Regions from separate parts of the Mus musculus genome. Here region 1 is linked to region 2. A link is a loop called in an ENCODE intact Hi-C map of the cell type or tissue named here. Cell type or tissue: left cerebral cortex. All regions are shown on one strand. Links, peaks and the distances in the headings refer to the core of each region. The heading gives the core; the rest is flanking DNA. Region 1 holds the start of Rpl31 (ribosomal protein L31). Region 2 overlaps Pdcl3 (phosducin-like 3).

Region 1 (11,351 bases), core at 1,991-9,990, 370 kb before region 2:
ACCCTTTCTAAATATGCTGCTTGTGGGACACAACTATCACCCAGTGTTTACTGGAGAGGCAGGAAGATCATGGATTATAACAGTCTCAGAACTGTTTCCCATGGCACAAAGATTAAGCAGCATACACTTTTCTGATAGTGTAACATATCTCCACCCTCATGCTGTTTGTTGTCTGTGGCCTTCTTTTAATTCTAGAGAGAATTTATCCAGTTCTGTAAAACTCTGTACAGTATGTTCCATGAAGATCCAGAGGAAAATGACCTGTATCAAGCCATTGCCACAGTAACCACTCTGCTACTGCAGATTGGAGAAGTGGGCCAGCGAGGTAGCAGTTCAGGAAGCTGCTCCCAAGAATGTGAGGAGCCGCAGGCCTCGGCTCCTCCCGAACAGGACTCAGTTTTTGCTGAGGCTGGAAAGAGTCCCCAGGCCTTCCCCGAGACTGAAGGGGACTGGACTGTGTCCCTTGAACATATTTTGGCATCCCTTCTCACTGAGCAGTCACTGGTGAATTTTTTTGAAAAGCCACTCAACATTAAATCCAAACTTGAAAACGCCAAGCTCAATCAGTACAGTCTCAAAGTTTTGGAAATGAGCCACCCACCACAGGCAGAACTGAAGCTCAATGACCTGTAGGCCCTGAGCTGCTGGAGAACACACTGGAGCCGACCACACCAAAGCAAGAGCTGTCAGCCTACAACCAGGGAGCTCCACCACCTCAGTCACAGCTGCAGGTCTGACGCATTTCTATTTATTAAGAGGACAGGTGAGTGGTGGGACGCCCTGTTTACATACACTGTGACTATCAACTTTGCTGAGACCAGTGTTTCTGTTGTGATCCTGATAGTGAGTCTGCCCTTTGATGAAGAAAAAGATGCCACCGTAACTAAGAGACACCAACCCCAGGCTCATGTTTCCACTGGTCAGAAACAAGAGATCCCAGAACCATTGCCTGTACAACTGTATTTGGCTTTTTTTTGCACTAATTTTGTTTCAATGCTGGTAATTGAAACCATTTAATATATCTCGTATTCACTTTATATGCCCTTACAAAAACATGTTCAAACCATGCCTTTAATGTTTGTCCTCAAGGTTTTTAATAAAAATCGTTCTTTTGTACTGACTTTTTTAAAATGTCATTTTGAGGGCAGACACATCCCAGAGATGAGCTACTGGTTGGCAAAGATGGCTGGAAAGGCAGAGTTGATGTCCCAGGTCCAATTCCTGGGACCCACACAACATAAGTTAATTCAGTACGTTTAAGTTATAACCTCAATCTTTACCTAATCTTAGGCTCACACATAAACCTGGAACTGAAAATGAGAGCTTACAAACAAGCTGGGCATTTAATTGCCAATACTAGGGAGGAAAAGGCAGGTGGATTTCTGAGTTCAAGGCCACCCTATTCTATAGAACAAGCAGTGCCACAAGAAACCCTGTTTCAAAACCAACCCAAATCCACAATCCTAATAAAGTGACTTCTGTGAAAAGAATGTTTCACGTATTTCTAATTTCCCATGTACCCAGAACAGAGATTCTCAGATTAATTTCCAACACCCTGTAGACCCAAAAATTCCACCCATGAGGCAGACAACAGAAAGGAAAACCAAACCCTGAAGGCAGTTCTGCAACTTTATTTGACACGAGCAGGTTAGTTCTCATCCACGTTGACCGTCTGTAGATCTGGAAGGAGAGTAACAGCCAGTCAGCACCCACGCATCCTGCCCCAGCTGGAGGCCACTGCACAACCCATGGCCTGTGCCGCCCTTCCCAGCAACCTCTGTACTATCTTCCCCCAGCCAGTTAGTTTTTAAGGAACATCTGATAATTTAACCTGCTGCTTACCTCTTCACTGAACATAGTTAAGACACACATCATCTCACATACAATAACTCCTGCGGAACGCTGGGATACTTACTTTTGAATGTGGTAACAGGCACGTAAGTTACCAGCGTGTAGAGCTTGTTTGGGGAATCCTCATCCTCATTACGTTTTCTGGACAAGCGTACTCGGATGCGATATGGAACGTTCCTAATAAAAATGTGTTGCTAAGGTCAATGCTTCCGTCAGAAACAAGGCAGTTTCTCACATCTATCCCTGTTCCTTGTGTTCTGGCAAACAAGCCTCTATGACCTTGAAAACACCCAGGTGAATGAGCAACAGGCCAGTCTCAGGATGTGTCAGGCCTGTTAGGATGTCAAGGCAGTCACCAACAGTAACCAATTATTCTTAAGCAGACAGAAAGTGACTGCCAACAGATAATAGCCATTAATTCAAATAAAAGGTACACACAACCCTCCCCCTTCAGAAGCCACATAGCTGACTTATCTCCTTCCTTCGTAATCTTTGGAGCTGCTAGGTGCTTATTTAGGCCCCAGATCTCTACAAACTTCTCCATGCTCTCGTGTACCACCACTCACCGTACCTCAAGGCAGATACTGCAGTTCTCTGTTGGATAATCTAATACACCTCAAACCGTATGCTTATGATAGCAGCTGTACCCCGCCCCATCTTACTTAATCCACTTTCAAGGGACTCCCCAACCTCGGTGTTAATCCCCTTATAGGCTACAGGACATGACATATATCAACCCTTCTGGGCAGCAGAACACTCCTTCCCAGGGAGGCCAACACCTTAGGCTCTAAAGCACTGCTTTTTCCTGCAGCCAATGGAGCTCTTCCAATACTGCTGTCTCCCTTACAACAGAAGACACAAGCTTAGCCTGAGGCATTGTCCCAGTATCTTTTCTACCCTACATCTGCTAACTGAACTCTCAAATGTGACACACACACACTATATAAGGAATTGGATAAGCTGTCATCACTGCACCAAGTAACTTCAGTACCTTATTCCCTTGGCCCAGACGGCTTTATTGAGCCTGGTGTCAATGCGCACATCTGGTGTCCCCATTTCCTTCATGGCAAACTTCCGAATTTCTTTGAGTGCCCGAGGAGCACGCTTCTTGAAGCCCCTAAGGTTCAGAACACAAGCACATTAAAAAAAAAGTCAAAAATTATATATGTAAATGGCATGCCATCATGAAACGAAGAACCCTCTGGCCAAGCATGAAATGTCCAGCTACTAGCATCAGTACTTAAGATGTAGGGGTAAATTCCAAGCATCCTATAGTTCAAGATGTCCCGCTCACTTTCCCAGAGTATCAGTCACCAACCAGGCCTGCTCACAGCAATCCTGAATGATGGTCCTGATGATCCAGCGGTTAAAAATATCTGCTCTTGCAGATGACCTAGGTTTGATTCCAGCACCAATGTGGAGCATACAAGCATTCAGGCAAAACACTCATACAAAAGGAAGACAAAGTTCTGTGGAATTGAGGCAGGCACTCTCCTATGAATATAGCCAGGGTACATGATAGAGGGCTATTAAAAAACAAAAAACTTGAACCTTTCTAGAGCATGGTGCACGCACCAATGATCCCAACATGGAGGCTGGGTGGGAAGACCTCAAATCCAAAAACCAATCAACCAAAAAAGCCCAGGTCTGTTCAACACCCGTCAAGTCCACTCCAAGTGAGACAAAGAGCATCTGCTTTCTCTATTCTACCTACCCGCAGCCTGTCTCTAGTGCCCAGACAACCCACTTCACAGCTAGCTTGAAAAAAACTCACGCAAGCAACCAGTCAGGTGGTATCACTTACAAAGACCAGGAAAGAGATGGAGCACTGAGCAATCTCAATGTTATGGTTAGGGAATTGGAAAAAGTGGGGCTGCCGCAGTCAGTGAGTAGATCTCAGAGGGCAGACCTAGCACTGGGCTCAACTACTACCCGAATGAATGAGACAGGGAAAGCAAGGAGTGGAACAAAGCAGAGGCTTGGTTTACACCACAATGGGGACCAAGAAATTACCAAAGAATGAAGGAGGCTAGAGATTCTCACATAGGGCCTTATCAACAAAATACAAAAGGCCTGGGGGGGGGGTACGACTCGCTTCTACAATGCTCTATTCAAGGCTGCTTTTAAAGAGTACCTTTCACCTGAGAGCGACTCTTCCTTCCACATACTGGGCAACACCCACACCACCTTTAACTTGTGGCCTACTTTCACTTTGTCACAGGCCTAAATAGTGCTTCATAGTGCTTAATATGCCCAACCATAGAGGAAGGAACGTGGCCGACCACCAGCAGTATTCATACCGGGCAAAGACCTTGGGGCAACCCACTAGGTGCAGACACACATTTCAACCCGGCAAAATCTCTCCGAAAATACTAAACCATCAAGTCCAAGAACTCAAGCTCTAGGGCTGGAACGCAAATGCAGATAGGTCGTGTACAAATAAGGACCGCAATCACTCTCTGTAACCGCCACTTTACTACAACTTGCCCCGAATTTGCACAAATCTGTATAATCGGACGACGAAAAAAAAAATCGTATTTCGCACTTGAGGTAGTAACCGGCCACTTTCCTGCAGCGTACAAGTCACTGACTTTCCTTTTACACGTCCGGATTACCAGAACTCACGTTTTAGCACCACCAACCTTCCCCAAGTCTAACCGCTCCCTCAAACTCCATCACAGCCTCCAGTCTCCATTTCCTAGCCGGTTGCCGTGCAAGCCAAACCCCGCACACCTTCCACGTACACACAACCACACCGGAATAAACCCGCTTGCCCTCTAGAGCACCCAGTCTGTAAGCAAGGCTCGCGGGTGACAGCCCAGCCCGGCCGGAGCCCGAAGGGGGTCGCGGGCCACACCGCCCGCCCGGTACTCACACTCCATGGATGCGCTTGTGAATGTTGATGGTGTATTCTCGGGTCACCACCTCGTTGATGGCAGAACGGCCCTTCTTCTTCTCGCCACCCTTCTTTGCGGGAGCCATCTAGACGCAGGCGACAGGGAGGGAGGCTCTAAGCAGGTAGTGGGAAAGCCCAAGCCCGAGCTAAGGTGCACCCGTACCCCGCAGGCCGTCCTCCCACCGCCCCGGACCGCAGAGCCTCCGCGCGGCGCGGGACAAACCCCACCGAGCCTGCCCGTCCCGCGCCGGGCGCGGATGGCGCCGGATTTCAGAGCCGCGACCCCGCAGCCATACTCACTCTGCCGGGCCCAAGTAGGAAAGGAAGGGCGCGAGGGTTTGTGGGAGGGAAAGTCGCGTAGCCGTACAACTTCCGGGTCACGGGGAGGCGAGGAGGAAGAGGTGTGGCGAGGGAAGTTAGGAGTTAGGCTGGGGCGTAAATACAGCGCGCGTCAGGGGCGGAGCGAGCGGCATGGGGCGGACCCAGGGCGGGCCCAGGGCGGGGTCGATCTTGTCAGTCTTCTTGCAATCTGCCTTGAGCAGTGGAGGTGCGGGATGGGATTTAAATCCCAACCCGAACCCGGATTCGGAACGCCCGGCCGGGAGGGAAGATACTCCAGTTTTTCGGGTGCACTCGCTCACTCACTCTACGTTTGTTTAATCTATTAGATACTGTGCTTGGCGGAAGGTCCCCGGAATGACCGAGACGACAACAAAAGAATTTATTTTCCAAGTCGAAAATGCCCACGGAAATGCCAGGCACGTCCGTAGAAAATAGATCTCCGAATCTAAACATGTCCGAATAGCCTGTCTATTGGAGTTTCAGCAATGAGCAAGTTTCAGGATCTCACAGGCAAGAAGACAGGCAGGCAGAAACTCCACGATCTTACAAGGAACCTATGTCTCTGCCTCCTTTGGCTAAGGGATGCTGGGGCCTTTGGATTCCCCAAAGGTCAGACTTGGGGTGGACAGGCAACTGCTCTCTCTCTCTTAAGAAAATAGTGTCCACAGCCACGTGTGGTGGTGCACACCTGTGATCCCAGAACTTTGTGGGTTGAGTTAGGTGATCAGGAGTTCGAGATATCCTTGACTGTAGTGGGCTAAACACGCTTGACAATATCTGATGACTTCTCAGTGGGGCTAGGAGGAAAGGAGCAGACAGGCTCGGTTCTAGTTCTTAGAGAATCCAAACCAGAAGGGGTTCTATGGGAGTGCTGATTGGTACTGGGGTTGAGCTCAGAAAATTGCAACGCAATCTCCCAAGCAGAGCCACTCAAAAATAATTTAAAAGGAAGTCTGGAGCGATGCATTCAGGAGGCAGAGCAAGAGGATGCCAAATTAAGGACGGACTACACAGAGGCCAGTCTTGGCTACACAATGAGACTAGATCCAAGAGTAAGGGGAGGAGAGAGGGAAGGGGAGAGTAGAGACTGAGGGAGGGAGAGGGAGGAAGGGCTATAAAGAGAATATGAAAATGTGAATTTGGGATCTTTAGCAAGAAGACAGAGGAGCCCACTAGTCAGAGTGTGCTGACTTGAGCAAGAAATGATAATTAGTTATGGTTAATAAATAATGGTTAATTAGAAAAGCTGAGTTTATAAAAGGCTGTGAGTTCCTGACTTCATACTAAAAGTAAAACATGAATAATTTAAGGAGTCAATAAACTAGACATATCCGTCCACACATGATTAAGCTAAAAAATCAAAAAGGAAAAAAAATTCCCCTGCCTCATTTCTAATGAGCTTTTCTACAGAAAAGCAAGGCTATTTATCTCCATAATATGAAGTCCATCTGAGCACTAATAGCATTTCTCTAGATGACTCAGATTAGATTTTTTTCAGTATATTACTGGCTGACTTTGAGATCGTCAAGCTACAACATGAACAGAAATTAAAGCCATTTTATATCGCTAAATTTTTACTAGGACATTTTGGCAAGAGTGCAAAGTCATGACTAGGAACTGCTTCACTTCGCCAGGTGTGGTGGCACACACTTTTAATTCCACAGTGGGAGGCAGAGGCAGGTGGAGCTCTGTAAGTTGCAGAACAGCCTGATCTATATAGGGAGTTCCAAGCCAGCCAGAGCTACATAGTGATACCTTGTCTAACAATGACAACAATGTTGTTTGTACAAGGGGATTTTAGTTGTTAGAGACAGAAGGTGTTACAATTTTAGTTTGTTTGTAGTATCTTAAACTGAGGTCACATTCAATCTTGACTCTTGAGCCAAGACACTGTACTTTTCCAGACAGTATGATCATGGTTTTTCTGGGACACAGATGTAGTTACAGAATGACCTTTTAATAAGCAAAGATAATGAATGAAGAGGTCAGTGATTACAATTCCCATGATGCATGCATTTAGTGGAAAATTACACAATTATAGGTTTTTGAGCGAACCCAAATTTTGAACATGTGCACAATTCAGGCAGAGTTAAATTAAATTAGGAGCACAGCATACTCCACCCTCTTTTAATGACTTCCAGATAGACAGCCTTAGGAGAATGAATACACTGTGTCCATTAACAATCTTGTTCCACTTAGGAGTCTAACCATCAATTAAAGTATGACTACAATTAAACTATAAGTTTGTTTCCAGAAAAACCCAATCTCTAACCCTTAGACAATGCTAGGGTAAGAGAAAAAAATAGGTCAGAGTTCCATACAGACTTCATGTTTTTAGGGTTCATTTCAAGTTCTTTCCAAATGTTCCTCTTGGTGAATGAAAAATATTTCCTGCCCACTCCACCCCCACCCTCAGGATAGAGCAATCAAGGGTACATATCTATAGCAACCTCATGGTATCCAAAATGGATCCTAGCTAGAGAACCAAGAAGGAGCCATCATCATTTTACAGAAGAGGAGAAATTACAGACCTGTCTATCTTAATAGAGCCCTAGAAGGAACTTTAGCTTCATGCAGCCAGCATCTAGGTGGCTCCTAAACCATGAGCTCCTAAAGTGGGTAGTTTTCAGAGGCAGCTTAGCACCCTGGGACATGCATCTGCACGGAGTTCCGTGCACAACCTTCTCCAAACAAAGTGGCTAGTCAATTCTTATACCCTCAACTAACTCCCTAGCAACCTCTGGTGACTCCCCTTTTGTGGTTGAACTTGCTGGAACATATCTTAGAACTGCAGGCCGGGCAGTGGTGGTGCACACCTTTAGTCCCAGCACTTGGGAGGCAGAGGCAGGTGGATTTCTGAGTTCAAGGCCAGCCTGGTCTACAGAGTGAGTTCCAGGACAGCCAGGGCTACACAGAGAAACCCTGTCTCGAAAGAAAAAAAAAAAAAAAGAACTGCAGGAGGTGAGCCCAACTCAGCCTGGGCTGGTCTTCAGTATATGGGCAGTAAGGCAGCCTGTGTCCATTGAGTGAACTTTTGGGGGGGGTGGGGGTGGGAATCTCCTATTTACCAACCATGCCTGGGCATGATTGGACATGCATATGAGTAAGATGAAACATATCATGATAAAGAACATGTTGAATGAACAAAGGGTTACATAACCCAAGCCCTTCAATGGAATCACAGAATCACCTACATCTCATCCTTGGCAACTAACCCCTCCTCCTCCTGGTCCCATAAGAGGAAGCTTTGCACAATAAACAGGGTTTCTCTGTATAGCCCTGGCTGTCCTGGAACTCACTTTGTAGACAAGGTTGGCCTCGAACTAAGAAATCCTCCTGCCTCTGTTTCCCAAGTGCTGGGATTAAAGGCATGTGCCACCACGCCCGGCTAACCCAGGGCAATCTTGCTTGGAGCTTACTGCTTTCATAGCAATGCATCCAGTCTGGATGTTTACTCTATTTTTTGAATTAGACCCTTGCTAATTCACTATTTGTGTATACTTCTTTCAATTGTTTGAACAAGAGAACAAGAACTTAGAAGCACTCAGTCGAGACCGCCAGGACCTCTGGCGCACCCTCATTTTAGTATGCTGACCATCATGAACAAGGTGGCTGAAGCTGACTGAGACCTAGACATCCCGCTGTGCTGCATATGTGTGCACATATCACACACAGGCACACCTACCTTGCTGGTATCATTGGTCTTCATGCTGGTAGTGGGAGTCCTTCGGATCTGTCCTGATTGAAAGCAATTGCAAACAATGAATGGATGCTTTGGTGGGGAGCGTCTCCATCATTTCTGCAGGCTACCTATGTCTACAAGATTGAGATGTTCCCAGCAACTTTTTCCTGTTATTATTTTGTCATCATTTCTTCAACAAAGCATTGCTTTTCTGTCACAAGCTTTAAGCCTTAGGGAACTGGCAGAATAATGCAGTTCAAAAAATTCCATTTGTCGAGCAGTGGTGGCGCACGCCTCCCCCCACCACCCCCCCCCTCCGGTTTTTCGAGACAGGCTTTCTCTGGTGCACGCCTTTAGTACCAGCACGGGGGAGTCAGAGGCAGGCGAATTTCTGAGTTCAAGGCCAGTCTGGTCCACAGAGTGAGTTCCAGGACAGCCAGGGCTATACAGTGAAACCCTGTCTCGGAAAAAAGAAAACAAACAAACAAACAAGCTTTCCATTCCAGTATTCCAGTTATTGTTTGAGCTTCTGCCATACTGAAGTTTGGGTCTTGCACGGCCCCCAAAGACCCATGTGCTGAAACCCTGGACCTCAGCTACTGGGTGTAGCCTGATAGAATGTGGAGCTGCTGGAACAAAGTTAGGCTGTTAGTGGTATTCCTTTATTGGCATCCCTGCCCCTTACTCTTTCTTTGCTTCCTGATAGTCCTGAAATGAGCAGACCTTTTCTGCCATGAACTCATTCGATGACGTTGGAGGCAACCACAGGCCCAGAGCAACAGTGCCACGTGACCATGTGAACTCTCTGGAACTCTGAGCCCGTTTCTCTGACTTCTCCGCCGCACTTACTTTATCACAGCAACGGAAAACAGACTAAGGACTTTACCTCTGAAGTTTTCAACAGCTCAAAAAATGTTAAGGTTTCCCAGAAAAGAGATATATGTGTCGATGTACAACAAGGGACCAAGGAAATTGTACAAACTTGTTAATTTATTACAAAATGTTCACTCACAGAAAAACACAAGGAAACCTTTATACTTTCATATGTGGGAATGGAACTGGTATCTCAGATACAAAATAATTTACACATAATCCGTACAATTTTATTTTTTTATAGAAATAGGTCATTATTACAACAGCTGTACAATTCACTACACTTCCTCTTATAATTATATAAAATCTTCTCTTTAGAAATACCTCGACATAACAAAACATACAAAAAAAAAAAAAAAAAAAGCAAAGTGCATCCTGAAAAGGAAAATCCAATCTTCGGAATCATGGGGAAGAGAAGTGGAAAGGTGCGGTGGCCTGCCTCACTAGGATGGCGGGCCCTTGCCTGGTTTCCTGGGAGATGCAGCCTGCCCGTTGCCCCCCAAGAGGTCTCTAGGGAATTCTGGAATCGTTGTGAGATTGTGCTTGGCTCTAAGTCCACCTTTGTAGCTACTCTCGGTGAAGTTAACAGGAAGAATCCAGTGTTCTGTTTAGGAAGGAAAACACCCCCTGGTAGGCATGGGAGAGCCTCAGTCTGCTAGGGGTTAGGCCAAGGGTGTGGCTCTGCAGCTTCAAATAACAGGCTCCGCTATCTGATTGGTGGGGTTGTTTTTCTTATCGTGGATTCCCAAAGAAGCCATGGGACCTTATTAAACAAAACAAAACAAACACAAACTCCGAAAGTGCCTAAGTTATTTCCCTTGTGCACAGGTGTGCAAATTAAAACAAAACCTTTTAAAAACGATGAAAAATAATCTCTTTATACTCTCTCCAGAGACCTTTAACGTAGTCCTTGACTGTAAAGGAAAGACTATCAAGAGAGTGAAGGCCTGTTAGGGCTTGGGACCTGTCTCAGTCGGTAGAGTACCTGGAGCGCTCTCTCCTGGAGGCAGCGAGGGGTACCACCTCTGCAAATAGACCAGGAAGCGGTGCCAACACGGGGACACTTGGTTCCTGTCTGGTATGGCTGTAGCGGATGCCCAAGAAGCCCAGGGCAAAAGAATCATGGCCAATATTCCTGTTCTTTCCCCATTCTGCCAGTGCCACACTCCAGACACGTTACCATCAGGAGTTCTGAAATGTATACAGGGTGCGCCAAAATCACGTAAACGCTTCATCCCATCTCCCACGGCCAACCCCGTTTTCCATTGGTTAAAGCTGGTTGCGTCTGGACTCCAGTGTCAGGGTATTACCCTGATGGCTGCTGGAGACCTTAGGACTCTGACAGCCGGCTGACCCTGCGGGAGGGGCGTGGGGGTTGCGGAGGTGTAGACTGTGTGGCTGCATAGCCCAGGGTTCCCGGCTGCTGGGAGAAGGTGGAGAGAAGGAGCGAGTCCGGCTGCTCACTGTGCAGAGATGTTGGTGCCTGTACGCAGGAAAGAGCAGAAAAGGGGCTGCGTGACTGGCCAGTCCCTCTACTCTTCAAGTTACTTCAGTACCTTTGGGGTTTGCAGCAGATGCTGCCAGATTCTGGGACTCCCTCCTCAGACCGCTAGGCATGCGTGCTGGTGAGTGCATGTCTGAGTGCATGATGGGGAAAAGCCAAGCTTTCTGACTGCACCCTTGTGCATCAACTCTGGGTGGGGAAGG
Region 2 (11,351 bases), core at 1,743-9,742:
AACATGAAATAACAGCCTGTAATTAACACAATGGGGCGCAGGCGGGCTGGCAATCTTATTCTGCTAACATCCTTGGCTCAGCACTTGAGTCCAGGAAACGGGGCTCAGCAGCTGGGCTCAGCTCAGAACGGGGAGCTCTCTGGTGCTTAGACAAGCCCTTAGTCAGGCTGCCCAGCTGCAACTGAAAGTCCACCTGGGCTATTCTCTCCTCAGGACAAGCCTGAGGGTTGCAGATCTGCCACATGTATGGTGACATGACGCTGATGGGACCTCTGAGTTCTCCAACATCCCAAGTGCCATGGAGAAGTGGGTGCCCCTACCCCTTGGAGCTTGACTATATTGAAAGTTTAAGCTCTAGCATGTCACCGAGGCCACACTGTTAGCATTCTGTCTAAGCTCCACCCAACAGTTACCTGGCAACAGCCAGGTAGGCCTCACCCACTATAAAAAGGGCTGCTTCCTGCCTCCTCCCTCTCTTGCCTCTTGCTTAGTCTTGCTTCCTTCTTGACCTCTTGGGCTCTTCCCTTCTCCCTTCCCTTTCCCCTCTCTTCAAGTGCTCATGGCCATGGCCCACCTCTTCTCCCCCTCTCCCTCCCCCTCCCCCCTCCTCTCCTCTTCCTCTCTTCCTCTCCTCCTTCTCCCCTCCCCCTCCTTTCTCCGCCTCTACTACCCTCTTAACTCCTCCCCCAAGCCCTGAATAAGCTCTATTCTATACTATACTGTCGTGTTACTAGTCCCTAAGGGGGAAGGGATGGATGCCTTGGCATGGGCCCACCGAGGCACCCCTCCCCCCATACCTCACCACACCCCCATATAACATATCTTAGACCTCTTTACCTTTTTATAAACACATCACACACAACTTCCACTAGGGACCTTCCCTCTTATATCCCACAAAATGCAAAGCTATCCAATAGTCCCCATGCATCCAGCTTCTAACCACTTTAGCCTGGCTCAAGCTTTAGAAGGATGGACGAGTCAGGTCTGGCCCCTTCAGTCCCTACCAGCCTCTTCCCCCACTAAGGCTCATACAAGTGTAGACAAGCCATGGAATCTGTTGATCCGATAGCAGCAGTGCTGTTTATAAAGCCAGGTTCATGGGGGCTTGTTGGGCAACGGTAGTAGCCAGGCTTGACTTATAAATTTACTAGTCCCTTCCTGAACAGGAGACCCCTTTCAAGGCAGGATATACATTAGTTTGTAGTTTAATCCTAACACTTCTTTTTCTTACAGCCCTGCGAAGTCCACACAAAGAAGTTCAGATTGTACAGTAGAGCAAACCAAAGCTCAACTGAAGCCACCCACCGAGTGGAAGCACGTGACCGTGACCGAGCCAAGCAGTAGAGAGCTTTAAACTGAGGGCAAAGAGCTATAGAGTGCAGGTCTGAAACCTCACCACTCACTTGCTGCTGATCAGATCTTTCAACCCAAAGCTATTCATGGCCTGAGGGGATGTCTTGTGCATCCTTCCTGGGCTGTGATCTGAGGCTCTGGGGAAATCCACCTATTTTGCATCCCTTAACCGAAATCTCCCTCCTGCCTGCCTACGGTCTTAGGGAGAGGCCAGCTTCATTAGGCACGTTTCAGACCAGCCTCTGGAAGCCTCATGATCCTGACCTGATTTCTTGCAGGCCCCGGGCAAGCAGGCACTAATTTGCATCACACAGTCAGTGATGCAGCCTTCAGCTGTGAACCCCCTTGGCAGTCCTTTTATTTGGGTACACATTTGAGTTCTCCCGTCCCCATGCCCCATATTCTTGTGTGCTTACTCAGCAGGCCTGCTGTCTCCAAAAGAGAACAGGCAAGAGAGTAGCCATCAAGGACCCTCATTGGAGGCCAAGGAGCTCTTAGGAGCAGACTTTTCTGTGCTCCCTTAGCCATTTGCACACCCACTGGCACAATCCTATGAATAAAGAATAAACCTGGTACCCTTTCGTACAGTCCCATTTTTTCCTAACTCTTTTCTGCTGCCTCAAGTTTTTTCTAGATTAGGCCTAACCCTGACAGGGAGCCATGAGATCAAGTTAAAAGTCTCCACTGGTATGAACCAGAAATTAAGGAAACCTCCACCTGGCTGGTCCTTTCCAAATGAGCAAAAGTCTGGATAGGAATGGCCTTTGTTCAAACCTCCTGTCCTGTCTGCACTCGGTCTTTCATGCTTCCTTCTCTCTCTCTCTCTCTCTCTCTCTCTCTCTCTCTCTCTCTCTCTCTCTCTCTCTCTCATGTTCCTGTGAGTCTAGAGTCAGGTTAGCAGCAGGTCAAGTCCTGAGGGAACTGCATCTTTTTAGAATAAGCTACTGTCTTCGTCAGGGTTTCTATTGCTGCGATCAAACACCATGACCAAAAAGCAAGTTGGGGAGAAAAGGTTTATTCAAAGGTAGTCAGGACAAGAACTCAAACAGGGCAGGAATTGGGGGGCAGAAGCTGATGCAGTAGTCATGGAGGGTGCTGCTTACTGGCTTACTCCGCATGCCTTGCTCTGCCTGCTTTCTTATAGAGTCCAGGACCACCAGCCTAAGGATGGCACCACCCAGAAACGGCTGGGCCCTTCCCCATCAATCACTAAGAAAATGCCCTATAACCAGATCTTATAAAGACATATTCTCACTTGAGGTTCCCTCCTTTCAGATAACTCTAACTTGTGTCAAGTTGACATAAATCTACCCACTATCCCTCACAGTTATAGAGCTTCCATGTCATTGATGGATGTGGACTCAAAACTTATTTCAAAGGGATTTTCTCCCAACTCATTAAAACATCCACATATATCCACTGATGCTAGAAGCTCATGCTTCCAGGACTTGTCACCGACAGGAAGAGAGGCAGAACGGAGGCAGCAGGATTCACTTGGGGAGAGATGGAAGAAGCAGAACAAGAAGTCCCAAGGGACAACCCTCCCCATTATAAAATGTCACTTCTGCTTCATGTCCTGTCCATTTTCCTCTCTCAAGCTCGTTCTAAAGCAAGGGGAAATGGAGTAGGTACCTTGGACTGCATGTGTGTGCCTCTACTGAGGATTCATATCTTAAAATTCCCCAGAGATAAATGGAAGGCCCAGATGCCCCAGTAGGACTCTAACACCCCAGTCCTGCGATGCCACCCTGATATTTAGAGGGCAAGTCATACTGACAAAGTGCCTGAGGGAACCCAAGACCGTGACACCACAGTGGCCTTCATAAAATCTCAGTGAGGGAAACCAGTAAGAGAGCAATTCTACCTCTTGGCGATCTGTCCTGGAAGTGATAGAGTCTCACGTGACAACATAATGGCTTCGTGCTTTTTGTGGAAAGGCCTCTTCCAGATCAGACCACAGAATGGAAAAATAAAAGACCGAGAGAGATGAGTGTTTCTTAACATACTAAGAACAAAAAGAAGAACATGGGAACAAATACATTATACAAGAAATACTGTGTAAGGGTAGCCACATAAAGCAAAGGGGAAATGGTGTGACATTTCCCAAGTGAGACTCAAGCTTTATTGGTGGACTTACGAGTTTCCAGGTCATATGAGGCCCCACTGAGAATCACAGGGTGTAGACCAAGAAGCTAATCCCACATGCAAAGCTTTCCTGCACTAAAGCCTCAAAATAAAATACAATAAAACAGGCTGCCGCTGCCGGTTATAACAGGAAGACCATAGACACCATGCGGCCTGCATATCTTTCACTTAATTTCCACAGCATGGGCATGGAATGGGTCCTCTGCACAGATATGGAAACTGAGGCCCAGGAAGGTCATGCTACCTCCACTGGTACTACAAGAGACCCACAAGCTTTGTTGATGTGACAGACAGCAGAGAGAGAGGAAGGGATCATTATGTCAGGAAGGTGGGTGCCTTTAGAGTTCCCCCAGGTCCCTGCCTGACATGTTCAACAGTATCCTCCCTGGACCCAGAGGTAATCAATTCTCAGGGAAGAATCTGAGCCAACCAGCTGAGCGTCAGACTCACTCATAAACCAGAAAGGCAAACCACTGCTTCAGAAGGTCCTAAGTCCCCAGCAGGTCGGCTCGTGGCCCACTAGGTTTGGCTCATGTGCAATTAAGCTAAAAGAAATACTGGCCAGTTTCTTGGGCTGGGACAAAGTTCATTGAAAAGGATTGTCCTAGTGTGCGCAGAGCCCTGAGTGTTGTCCTAGTGTGCACAGGGCCCTAAATTCACTATCCTGCACTGGGCAAAGTAAGTGTTAGCAACGGTTCCTTTTATTAAGTAGTTATAAGAGTCAAACAACTTAATAAGATTTTATGTTCAAGCATTTTTAGCTATTTAATAGATATAAAATACCTAATATTTAACAAATATATTATTCATATATATGAAAATTGAAAGAAAAGAGTGTACTTGTTCTGTTCCTTTTTTTGTTGTTTTGCTTTTGTTTTTTTTTGTTTTTTTTGGTTTTTCAAGACAGGGTTTCTGTATAGGCTTGGCTGTCCTGGAACTCACTTTGTAGACCAGGCTGGCCTCGACCTCAGAAATCCGCCTGCCTCTGCCTCCTGAGTGCTGGGATTAAAGGCGTGCACCACCACACCCGACTTGTTCTGTTCCTTATTGATAGCATAGAATTGCCTGGATGCTGTACAGTGCCTCCAACTGAGAGGTGGGTACAGCTGCCATCTCACTTCCTGCCCCACACAGCTCACAGCTGTACCTGCCATCAACACAGAAACTATAGCGCTCACCTTAACAAGAGTAAGAGATAGTTTATCCTGGAGCCACTTTGAGTGATCACAGCCTGGGAACACAGATTAGGCTACCCCTAATTCCATGTTCCAGTACGGGGGTCAGTTTCATGAAGTTTTACAGATTGTACAGGATATAGAATGTCATAAACCAAGGCAAATTTAAAACACATTGGTGAGTACACCAGAAGGGCAGGTACGGTGGGTGAGATGGGCACCCTTTTCTACAGGCCTAAGGTGCTGATGACTTCCAGCTTTGGAGTTGGTGGAAACTGTAGTCTACTAAGGTAATAGATTGCAAGAGTTTGTATCTATTAGTCAGGATGTTAGTTTCAACACTGAGGTGTGGGCAAGGACTGGCTCTAAATAAGGGGGCTAAAGCTAGCCCAAAATAACCGAATTAGCCTGTGGACCTATAACATTCCAACCTCTCCACATCACTGTGATTTCAATCAGCCAGTTGGGAATTCTGGTCTATGGTGCTTATCACAGAAAATGCCAAGGAGCTTGCTTTGGAAAGATGTGAGGTCATGCAAAGTAGCACAGGTCTGTTGAAACTGTGGCGCCCAGAGCTGGACTGAAAACATGGAACATTGTAGCATTTCCTTTGAAACCTAGAGTGTCTCTTGCTGCAGCAAAGCCACTGCAGCTGAAGGGGGCCTGGGTTTGGGAGTTAGTCCATAAAGATTCCCAAGAGGACTGAAACATCGAATCAGAAACAGAAAACCTGGGCTGAAACTAAAGGGATGGGGGATGGGGGTGGGCGGTGGGGGGAAGGGGGTGGGGGTAGTTGATGGGCCTGCTGACCCTGAGGAGGTACTCTCAATAGCACATGCGCAGTGAGTAGAATTACTCATCCTGTAGACGCCTCAAATTCCCCCAGGAACACAAAGTTGTGCTGAGAGGACACACTCATTTCTGTTAGTCAACTTTTCCCTCCACACGTATATTTGGATAATAGATACTGTGTAATTACTTTTTGCCTCGGGTTACAATGTAGTATTTGTTGCATGGCTCAAGTCAGTCTGCTTTAGCTATCAAGAGATCTGTTTGCTGTTTTCTCCCGCTCTTTGATGCACCATCCCCTTGCTGTGGTGACGGATCTTTACAGCTGCAAGATCCCCTCTCAGAAAGGTTCTTGTCAAAAGTTTCGCTCTTCCCCTCAGAGATTGCACTCCCTTTAACAAGTGCTCAGGGGACTCTAACCACCAACAGTCTTCCTAGAAAGGTGGCATTCTCAGCAAGTTAAAGCTTAATGAGCAAAGAGATATGGAGAGTTGAAATTTAAAAGCTAGAGTGGTAAAGTTAAATAAAACAACCCGATACCTCTTTGTCTCCCTGGGCTCAGTCTATGCGATTGCATTCATACAAAGCACACTGGCTTCTCATTTTTAAGGCAGGGGCCATCTGTAAGGTTTCCTTGGGCAGTAGCAATTGTGATTAAGTTGTCAGCGTGCGCCACCTTCTGGTAGGATCTAGAAAACACCAGCATCCTAACTGGCAAGGGAGGCATCAAAGCCACTCAAAGGACATTTTAAAATACTGGACCCTTGTGGTAGGATGGAGCATCCTTTGAGTATATGTCCAGGAGTGATATAGCTGGGTCTTGAGGAAGATCGAGTCCCAGTTTTCTGAGGAACTGCCATATTGATTTCCACAGTGGCTGTACAACTTTGTGCTCCCACAGCAAGGATACTTGCTCAACTAATGTTCATAACAGTTTTCTTTGTAACAGCCCCAAACTGTGAACAACCTAGATGTCCCTCAAGCAAAGAATGGATAAAGAAAATGTGTCACACCTACACAGTGGAGTATTACTCAGCTGTTAAAAACAATGACATCATGAGATTTGCAGGCAAATGGATGGAACTAGAAAAGATCATCCTGAGGAAGGTAACCCAGACCTAGTAAGACAAACATGGTATGTCCTCACAAGGGGACGTTGGCTGCAAAGTAAAGGACACCCATGCTACAATCCACAGACCCAGAGAGGGCTAAGTAACAAGGAGGGCCCAAGCAGGGATCCATGGATCTCTCTGGGAAGAGGAAATAGATTTGACAAGTGTAGTGGGGGCAGGTGGGGATCGGAACTGGAAGGATCAGGTGGGGGTGGTGTGGGAGGGACAGAGGGAGAGAGTACTGGGAGAGATGACTGGAATTGGGAGGCATTTGGGGGTTAACATAGAAGCCTAGTGCAGTGAAGACTTCCTGGACCCTAGTAACGGAGGATATGAAGCCTAAACCCACCATCTTCTATAACCAGGCAAAGCTTCCAGCAGTGGGACTGGCTCATCAACCCAGCCACAAAACCCTTCAACCTACAATCTGTCCCGCCTGCAGGATGTACTGGGGTAAAGGTGGCACAGAACTTGTCGGAGTGATCAGTCACTGACTGGTCCAACTTGAGGCTCACACTACGAGAGGGAGCCCACCCCTGACAATGCCTAGATAGCTAGGAACCAGAGGCTGGACAGCCCAGATACCCAGGCTAGAACCAAACATGGCCAGGAACATCAGTGAAATTATTCCTAATGATAGTATGGTATACTTGTAGACTGGAGCCAGCATTAACTGTTAACAAAGAGGCTTCATCCAGCAACTGATGGAAACAGATGCAGAGACCCAAAGTCAAACATTAAGGTGGAGTTTGGGGAATACTGTCAAAGAAGGGGGGGAAGTGTTGTAGGAGCCTGAGGGGTCTAAGGACACCACAAAAACCCCCTCAGAGTCAACTTACCCCTCATAGGGGTTCACCAAGACTGAGCCACCAAGCAGGGGGCTTGTGTGTGTCTGAGCTAGGTCCTCAGTGTATGTGAAGGTTCAGTAGCTTGGTGTTCTTGTGGGAGTCCTAACAGACTCTTTTGTCTGCAGTTGGGACCCTTTTCGCCCTGCTGGGTTGTCTCAGCCAGCCTTGATGTGAAGGCTGTAGCTTAATATGAAGGTTGTAACTCATTATGTTTGGTTGATATTCCTGAAGGAAAATGGAGGAATGGATCTGGGGAAGAGGGGAGGTGGGGGTTGGGACAGGGAGGTTGGAGGAAGAGGAAACTCTGGTCAGGATATAATTTCTAAGAATGAAAACAATATCACACCCAATTCCTTTCACCTACTTTCCTTTGAATATATGCATGGGAAAGATAAAAATCAAGAACCCATACCTAAGCAATGTCTTCCTAATGAGCAGAGCAGAACCAGGAGCCAGGAGCAGGCAAGCCCAGAACCATGTTGCACCTGCAGCATCTGTGGTCTTCTTCCAGGCATAGATGCCTGCTCTGCTCTTGAGCACACACAGCCAAGAAATGCAGTTAATGCCCCCAGAGAGCGGCCCTCACCTACAGGAGCCAGGAATGGAAACCCAAAGCCCAGGCCCCCATCTGTGGGTGGACACTGGGGTGTGTAAGCCCAGGCCCCCATCTGTGGGTGGACACTGGGGTGTGTAAGCCCAGGCCCCCATCTGTGGGTGGACACTGGGGTGTGTAAGCCCAGGCCTCCATCTGTTGGTGGACACTGGGGTGTGTAAGCCCAGGCCTCCATCTGTGGGGGGACACTGGGGGTGTGTGTGTACTATCCAGCCACTGTACCTCTCTTTTTCCCACCCCATCTTGTCTTCCTTTCTCAGCTTTCTCTTCTGCAGCCTGGAGACACCCGACAAACGACAAACGCTGCACCCAAATGCTGGTTCCGGCCCTGCCTTTGGGCAGATCCAGACTAAGACGTAGGGGAACCCTTGAGTTACAAGTTCTCACAGATGCAGGTCAGTCAAGAGCTGAGCACTGTTTTGCTACCTAAGTTACCTTCCATTTGTGATGTGGTTCACGAGCCACATATTAAAAATAAACCTTCAGTGCAATTTTTTTTTTTTAATTAGGAAGCTAACCGAGTGCTTTGTATAGAATACCCAGTTTCTTAACTTCTATCTACAGTTTCAAAAGTTCCATTCAGCTACTGTGCTGGGTTTGTTGTGGTTATGTCTTGATTGTAGGTTTTTGGAAGAAAGACTAGAGGTAAGGTGACCTTTCCATCACATCATGAAACAGGGCACACACACTGTCAACCTGGCTTGTCATTGATTTTGACCTCTACACCCCGTCCATCCCCCTCCCCTCTCTCTCTCTCTCACACACACACACACACACACACACACACACACACACACACACACACACACTGCATCTTGGAAGCCATCCTTTAAGAATGGAGTGGCTTGGGGGTTAGGAACGGGCATCAGGCTACTTGGGATTCTTGAGGGAACCACAGTCTTCCTCCTCACTTCCTCACAGCTCGGGGCGTGACCTCAGATTCACCGTGTTGCTCGCTCCAGCAGAGCCATTGGGAGACCCACCCGCCACTGCAGCTGGGATGCTCTTTCTCTACTGTCTAGCGCTTTGGTACTTTCTGAAAGGACAATGTCTCCTAGCCCCGTCTGCATCCCTTGCTGTGCAGTTAGATGAACTCCATGTTTAAGCAGCAAGGTTCTGGGCTATGGCAGTGCCTCAGTGTCGAGAGGGCTCTGCTCTTACAGAGGACGTGGGTTTGGTCCTCAGCATCTACAAGTCAGTTCACAGTTACCTGTAACTGGTTTGAGGAGCCAATGGCCCCTGCACCCATGTGACTTGCATACACTCACCCAGGCAAACAAACATATGTAAGTATATAGGTTAAGTGCCAAGCCTTACCACCTTTGTCCCAGTAAATGCAGTGAGGCAGCAGAGGGTATTGTGAATACCACAGGGAGCACCTTTCGAATTCACTAAACTATAGGCATGGGCAGCTCAGGCTCTGATCCTAATCCCAATTGATGAAGATGCTGCTGGTCCTCTAGAGCAAGTGCAGACAGAGGCGGGGCACTGTGAGAAGGCGGGGCTCACTGGTCAAGGCTACAGGTATCAGAGCTGTTGCTGTGTTCCCATCTCGCCATCTCTGTATCACCAACAAGGTCCTGGTCTGGCATGGAGATAGTGTCCACGCTTATATCAACGTGGTTCAGTGACTGTTAAGAATTACATCCTACACAGGCTCCTCAGAAGAACTGCGCCTGCAGCTCCCAACACTGCACTCTGCCTGCATCCGGGTCCTGCCCCTCTCCTTTAGTATAAAAATTCACGCTAAGTCTGTGGTTCTCAACCTTCCTAACGCTGTGACCCTTTAGTACTGCTCCTCCTCCTGTGGTGACCCCCAACCATATAAATTTTCCTTGTTGCTACTTCATAACTGTAATTTGGCTATCTACTATGTGGCCCCCACAGGGGTCACAACCCACAGGTTGAGAACCACTGCTCTACGGCAAACACAGCGTCAGTCTCTGCAGCTGTGAGCCACTGCAGAGATTCTAAGGCAGCAGCACTCCTATACACCATGTAGGGTCATCACAAGCAACAAAACCTCAAGACTGTTCCAACCTTGCTGTTAAAACTTCACAAGCGCCTCTGAAGGAAACCACTCCAAAGGCCGATGTTCTAGCAGGGTCTTGGCCCTCACGTAACAGAAAACAAGGCATTTTCACACACTGTCGGTTTTGGGAGTACAGAAAAATAAATCTTACAATAAAATCTGAGTAAACCCTGTATTCTTAGACTCTTATCTCTAAGATTCCAATCAGCTATACAGGGTATAGCATTCAACAAAAATATTATAGATATTTTTCGGCTTTCATTGTCACTTTACAGGATATCCTGAAATATTTTTACAAATCGACTGGGATAGAGCTTATATATGTATCTGCTTAAACCTTATTCCCCCAAACCAACTCTAACAGGACCTTACAGCCAAGAAGAGCTGCTTGGTTTGGAGACAGGGTCTTGGTAACGCAGCCCTGGCTAGCTGGTAACTATGCAAACCAGACTGGCCTTGATCTCACATGACCTGCCTGCCCCTGTCTCCCAGTGCTGAGATTAAAGGCATGTGCCACTACAAAGAATAGCTGGTGTCTTAACAGCCATAGAGAACATTAGTTTACCTGGAAGACTGGGCTGAAAGCAAACAGACATGGCAGTGAGCTGAAATCTGTCAGCTAATTTGATAAATCAGTATCTGTCTCAAAATTATCAGCCATTTCTTTTAGCTGATACTCCTTTTGCTAGCTTTACAAAAGGAAAACGAACGATCTAACTAGAAAGCTGAGTTCTCATTTTTTGCACTGTTATTTTTTATAGAGATTTTAACTTAAATTTATTCGCATTATATTTTTTAAGTCCACATTCCTTTCTATAGAGTTACATGTCAAAAAATACTGAACAGTTTCATGGTTTCCTGAAATACACATAGGAAAACATAGATATGTGACATAACAAGCTTGCTTAAATTTCTCTTAAAGAAACATGATTAATTAAAGAGTTCCAACAAATTTCTTAAAAAAGTTCAGCAATGATTATATCCGAAATGTATAAAATTTAAATAATTATAAAAAGGTTAAAAACCAAAATGATACATTTTGCTTTTCCCTCCTTATAAAAAACCCAGACAATGCGTCATATCAAGAAGGTTCAAAGGTTCCATCACTGCCATCTTAGTCGTCCTCAGAATCACTGTCCCTCCTCATGGGGACAGGGCCCCGGACTGAGGACAGCAGCAGGTCCTGGATGGGCTTCTTGGGGTTCTCCTCCAGGGCTGTCTTGATCGCTCCTGACTCAGACAGTTTCCACTCCAACTCTGGAGACAGAGAAAAAGCAAATCAGC

The links. Peaks named below come from ENCODE experiments on the same cell type or tissue, not always from the same donor. Only the 100,000 strongest peaks of a DNase experiment are listed, where the experiment ranks them.
Region 1: it touches region 2 in a loop (4-fold over the local background); 2 of 42 quality-filtered maps call a loop at or near these places.

The regions. Positions count from the first base shown.
Region 1 is chr1:39,361,631-39,372,981 of GRCm38, reverse strand. It overlaps Npas2 (neuronal PAS domain protein 2), which reads right to left. Exons shown (of 21, transcript NM_008719.2): 21 at 9,742-11,127. The coding sequence ends at 10,975. Rpl31 (ribosomal protein L31) reads right to left here and starts at 5,131. Exons shown (of 4, transcript NM_001252218.1): 1 at 4,727-5,131; 2 at 2,843-2,968; 3 at 1,916-2,028; 4 at 1,071-1,680. The coding sequence starts at 4,833. The coding sequence ends at 1,649. It overlaps Tbc1d8 (TBC1 domain family, member 8), which reads left to right. Exons shown (of 20, transcript NM_018775.4): 20 at 196-1,487. The coding sequence ends at 633. In left cerebral cortex, for the core only: no CTCF peak of the experiment used is centred there; DNase peaks (open chromatin) are centred at 3,609, 4,628 and 5,190; H3K4me3 peaks cover 2,504 bases; H3K27ac peaks cover 1,955 bases.
Region 2 is chr1:38,996,114-39,007,464 of GRCm38, reverse strand. Pdcl3 (phosducin-like 3) reads right to left here. Exons shown (of 6, transcript NM_026850.4): 6 at 10,229-11,324. The coding sequence ends at 11,182. Among named protein-coding and RNA genes, the nearest start is that of Pdcl3, 14 kb to the right of the region's middle. In left cerebral cortex, for the core only: a CTCF peak has its summit at 6,145 (motif pointing left); a DNase peak (open chromatin) is centred at 6,140.